Regions from separate parts of the Homo sapiens genome. Here region 1 is linked to region 2. The links are chromatin loops, found by intact Hi-C in ENCODE. Cell type or tissue: GM12878. All regions are shown on one strand. Each heading gives the region's core, and the rest is flanking DNA. Links, peaks and the distances in the headings are about the cores only.

Region 1 (2,929 bases), core at 311-2,810, 58 kb after region 2:
CTCTCCCCCATTTTCTCCTTCCTCCTATCTTCCCTAGCCTCTGGTAACCACTATCTTACTCTCTACTTCTATGGCATCAACTTCTTTAGATTCCACATATGGGTAGATGTTGTGCTATTTGTTTTTCTGTGCAAATATATAATTTTTTTTTTTTTTTTGGGGACAGAGTCTCCCTCTTTTGCCCAGACTGGAGGGCAGTGGCATGATCTCAGCTCACTGTAACCTCCGCCTCCCGGGTTCAAGCCATTATCCTGTCTCAGCCTCCTGAGAAGCTGGGATTACAGGTGCCTGCCACCACGCCTGGCTAATTTTTTATATTTTTAGTAGAGATGGGGTTTCACCATATTGGCCGGGCTGGTCTTGAACTCCTGACCTCAGGTGATCCACCTTCCTCGGCCTCCCTCCCAAAGTGCTGGGATTAAGGCATGAGCCACCACTCCTGACCGCAAATATGTAACTATTTAGCATAATGTCCTCCAGGTTCATCCCTGTTGGAACAAATGACAGGATTTCCTTCTTTCTTATGGTTGAATAGTATTCCATTGTGTATATGTACCACTTTTATTTATCCATTCATCCATTGATGGGCACTTAGGTTGATTCCACATCTTGATTATTGTGAATGATGTTGCAATAAACATGGGAGTGCAGATTCATCCTTGACACTCTGCTTTCATTTCCTTTAGATATATGCCCAATAGTAGGATTGCTGGACCATATGGTAGTACCATTTTTAATTTTTTTGAAAAACCTCCATACTGTTTTACACAATGGCTATACAAATTTAGTTTTCCACCAACAGTGTATAAATGTTTCTCTTTCTCTACATCTATGCCAGCATTTGTCATTTTTGTGGTTTTTTTAATGGCAATTCTAGTTGGGATGAGGTAATATCTCATCGTGGTTTTGATTTGCATTTCCCTGAGGATAAGTGATGTTGAGCATTTTTTCATATACTTGTTGGCCATTTGAGTGTCTTCTTTTGAGAAATGTCTATTTAAGTCTTTTACTTGTTTTAAAAATCAGATTATTATTATTATTATTATTATTATTTTGTTATTGAGTTGAGTTCCTTATATATTCTGGATACCAGTCCCTATACTCGTGATTAAAAGAGGACTTAAAATCTTCTTACTGCAATAAGAATGCACTCTATATTTGCTTTTATTTTTAAAAATATATACAACTATAGGCCAGGTGTGGTGGCTCATGCCTGTAATCCCAGCACTTTGGGAGGCTGAGGTGGGCAGATTGCTTGAGCCTAGGAGTTTGACACTAGCCTGGCAAGCAAGGCAAAATCCCATCTCTACAAAAACAAAAACAAAAAACAAAAATTAGCTGGGTTTGGTGGTGTGTGCTTGTAATCCAAGCTACTTGGGAGGCTGAGGTCGGAAGATCATCTGATCCACTGAACTCTAGCCTGGGTGATAGAATGAGACTCTGTCTAAATAAAATAAAATAAAAATATATACATATATATATATATAAAATATAATATATTGCCAAACTTAATGTATATACTTGTGCAGGTGATAAATTTCTTGTTCAAGGGGAGAAGAATCTCAAGTCATATTTCTGATTTTGATTTTCTTTTAGTGATGTCTTCTAGAGCTAACAAATTATGTTCCAAATTAGGTGTTTTGAGCATTGAGATAATTTCTGCACATGGCCAACCCATGTCTGAGAATTTTTAAAAAAAGATTAGATAGTATTGTTAGACTAAAAATAGATAATGCTGATCATTCTTTAAAAAGTGTAGGTGAATAATAGCAAAATGACTGTGCTTCACAGTTATATTAGAATGAAACTCCACACCTGAAAGCGAAACTGAAAATAAGTATCTTACCAAAAAAACCTCAGGATTTATTAATGACATCAATGCAACTATTAAAAAAAATTTCTGAGAAGGTGCCTATTGCCAGTTGTGGTGATCATAATCTCTGGGTTCAGTAATCACACATCATAGTCTTTGTCATACTAACAGTTTTAGTTTTAAAAATTAGGCAAAGTTAGGTTGAATAGAGAAAAACAATATTTGCATTCAGAATCTACTTTATTTTCCATCAACTTTATTTTATGATTGTTTCTTTGGTTCTTGTCTTATAACAGTAGAGTTTTAAACAGATTAGGAAGATCATCAAATTGATTTGGTATAAATTGGTTCTTTTTTTCAATGCCAATCATAGTTACATATATCAATATACTTATCCAGAATGAATTTAATACAGTAGCTGTTTTCCTACTGAATAGAAAATTGTAATTTTGAAATGAAAAATTGTCTTGGTTTTTACTATAGAAATGATTTTAAATGCAGAAAGACACTCAAAGTAATCCAAAACCTGAAGGCAAAGCTTAATCTTTGTGACTAAGTCGGATTGAGCTTAGATTTGACATCTCAATTGAAATATGACATCTCTCTCTGCCAACTACCAGCCACCATTGTCCTGAGTCATTAGTTTCCCTTGGAGAATATTGGTTGTGAATTCAGTAATATAATTTCCTCTGGCACTATCCGTGAGATATAACCAAACATCTCCTATCCAAGTTGAAACCTAGTGCAGTCTGGACTAGTTTGAAATTGCATGTGATAGTGGCCCCAGGAAACATGGTAAGCGGTTCTCAAAAGACTATTTGGATAATCATCGATTGAAACTGAACATCTTTCTCCAAGAATATGTGCTTACTTTATTATAGTTACTCTCTTATTAATCCTTAAAGCTCTTATAAAGAGATGGGCACAGACACAGAACAGCAAGGCTGAATTCTAGTAAAAGTTCACCATTTACTATCTATGAGTAACTGGGAAATTACTGAGCCTCTCAGAGTCTCATTTTACTCATTTATAAATATAATCACACCTATTCTTTAGGGTTGTTTGGAATATTAAATGACAGTTGGTGTCTAGTAGAATGTATGACATATGGTTCAC
Region 2 (2,929 bases), core at 92-2,591:
TCTTGATGCTGGAAACTAATAAGCCAGATGTACTGGAAACTAATAAGTCATATATATATATATATATTTATATTTCAAAACAGTCTATAAATCGAAGTATTTTTGAAAGCTCATAGGAGACCCCATTTAGAACAATAGAGCCAGACTACAACTTTGAGAGAGTGAGGTTTTACTTTTCAGCAGGGATGTCGAATCTTTTGGCTTCCCTGGATTACATTAGAAGAGGAAGAATTGTGTTGGGCCACACATAAAATACGCTAATACTAATGATAGCTGATGAGCTAAAAAAAATCGCAAAAAAAAAAATCTCAGAATGTTTTAAGAAAGTTTACGAATTTGTGTAGGGCCACATTCAAAGTTGGCAGCCTGCTGGTTGGACAAGCTTGCTATTCAGTATGGGTGTCAATGTCCTAGATCCCCCAAACAGGATATTGCAATTTAAACAATTCCCTTGGGGAAAGGGAAATAGTCATGTTGTTATTCTTTAACCATGGACAAGCTTTGAAATAACTGAATAGGGTATTCAGAAACCTAATGAACTATGCTGTAAATACTATTGAAACTTCAGTTTCAAGGTGGGACATGGTTATTACGCAGTATTTTCTCAAGGGCATGCAAGGACACTAAAAATCTCCACTGCTATGTGTGTTCCATATGCATACTGGATTTTAAAATACCACAAGGGGTTTGGATGTGTAGGTAGGTAATCAAGAGGCAGCAGTGTGAACTACTTTTAAAAGTAGTTGCATTATGGACAAATATATAATTATATGTCGCCCAGGCTGGAGTTCAGTGGTGCATTATGGCTCATTGCAGCTGAGAAATCCTGAGCTTAAGCAATCCTCCTGCTTCAGCCTCCCAAAGTGCTGGGATTACAGTTGTGAGCCACCGCATTTAGCCTATATGTTCCTTGTCATGTGAAAAATTCTATAGTTTTGTTTATTTTTGAGCAGATAGTTTTCTGTTTCTTTTGAAAAGCATGAGAAATCTGATTCAATCTTATTTCAAAATGGGTTGATTTTTTTCGATAGTGATAAAGACATACTCATAAAATATAAGCTGAGAATTTGAAATGTGTATGTAGTAATATATTACTTTTCTGCAGACTTCTGGGAAGAGAAGCCTGAAAGTCAAAATAACACATTAAGTGAATGGAGGAAACTAGTGAGAAGAGCTGCTGTGGATGTTTCATTTGAATGCTTTATTTAAAGATCTCTTCTACAGCTATAGGAGCTTATTGGACGACAACACAAAGGCTGGTGATGTGACACCCCCTGCTGACCTGCGGGAGAATGCTATGTCGTTATCCTTGAGCATTTACTCCCAAGTCTCCAGGCCTTTTCCATCAGTTATTATGACTGATGATATGCTATGTTTCTTCATCTCAGATTACAAGGAAAATTGGTAATTTCAGGAAAGCTTAGAAGTTGGTTTGAGAAGTTGGCCCATTCTTATCTTTTACTCTTAGCTTTTATAACATCAAAGCAATTCCAGTAATGAATGTGTTGTCTTGGAATTATGTCGTCAGTCTTGGATTATACTAAATTATTTAGGCCAATTATATTAGATCAATTTTACAGACACAGAAACTAAGGTTAGTAAACAAGATAGATGAAATGATATATGCTAAATACAGTGAAATTCGTTTTTTATTTGTTGGGTTTTTGTTTATTGTTTTGACAGTCAGATTAGTGGGGTTGGTATACACTCACGTCTCTAGAGAATCTAAGAGCCTTTTCTATTTTTCCAATGCCTATAAGTAGGGACCAAAGACCAAAAGTGGTCTCTTTCTGGCCGCTTCCAGAAGGGAACGTCAGACCCAATAGCATTTCTGATAACTGTTGGCTTAGAATTTGATCCAGCTTTGGGTCTTCTAATGGACAAAGATGTGAGATCATTTTCTGTCCTTTTAAATTCTTGTGTTAATTCTCTAAAGCTCCTAAAACTTAGTGATTTGCATTACGCAACACTTGAAGAAAGTGGCAAAGCTGGAGCTACAATTTGATTCTAAGTTTACATAAACTTGAGAATAGGAACCAGATCTTCCTAAAAGTGCTATATCGCCAAGTAGGAATAATTTTTGCTAAAATTTTTGGTAAATTTCTTTGCCAATTGAGGAATTTGTGTTAAAGTCCCACAAAAATGTTGACTTTATTATAGATTGCCAGTGCATATCATTTAAAAGTAAATATTTTAGATCTCAAGTTACTGAAAGCCATTTATTCAATGTATTCTGTTGAAAAATATTTTAATATTATAGTCCCTCCTCTATTCTCTCTTCCTTCATTTGGGACACATTCATGTTTCTTATCAAAGAAAAAGAGATGCTAAATTCAGATTAAGTATCTCGGCACTTACTCAGATAAAGTAACTCAGCACTTGGAGTAGCAGCTGGCACATGGGAAGGGACCATAAGCATTAGCTATCATCAGAAGGCTCTAAAGCAGTAGTTCTAAGAAGGTGACACGTGGATACCTGGGCAGTCTGCAAAATCTTATCAGGAGGTTCATAAGGCAAAATATCTTCATAATATTTAGGTATTATTTGCCTTGCCATCATTATTTACCATCGCTAGTAGTCACTGGACTCTTTATTAGAAGTACTGGTGCCAGTTTTAGTAGTCATTGCATATTTACCACCACACAATATCAATTAAAAGAAAAGAATAGGATGCTCGTGAGAGCCAGCCATGGTGGCTCACGCCTGTAATCCCAGCACTTTGGGGAGGCTGAGGTGGGAGGATCGCTTGAGCCCAGGAGATTGAAACCAGCCTGAGCAACATAGTGAGACCTTATATCTATATATATATTTTTTAATTTAGCTGGGCCTGGTAGTGTGCACCCATAGCCCAGGAGTTTGAGGGCTGCAGTGGGCTGTGATTGTGACACTGCAGTCCAGAAGTCAGCCTGGGCAACAAAGCAAGACCCTG

Evidence for each region. A loop is a pair of places that touch in the nucleus more often than their neighbours do. Peaks named below come from ENCODE experiments on the same cell type or tissue, not always from the same donor. Only the 100,000 strongest peaks of a DNase experiment are listed, where the experiment ranks them.
Region 1: it touches region 2 in a loop (2.0-fold over the local background); 2 of 110 quality-filtered maps call a loop at or near these places.

The regions. Positions count from the first base shown.
Region 1 is chr1:186,863,620-186,866,548 of GRCh38, forward strand. The region is part of intron 2 of PLA2G4A (phospholipase A2 group IVA); the gene reads left to right. Among named protein-coding and RNA genes, the nearest start is that of PLA2G4A, 36 kb to the left of the region's middle. In GM12878, for the core only: no CTCF peak of the experiment used is centred there; a DNase peak (open chromatin) is centred at 1,852.
Region 2 is chr1:186,805,403-186,808,331 of GRCh38, forward strand. No RefSeq gene overlaps it. Among named protein-coding and RNA genes, the nearest start is that of PLA2G4A, 22 kb to the right of the region's middle. In GM12878, for the core only: a CTCF peak has its summit at 1,277 (motif pointing left); no DNase peak of the experiment used is centred there.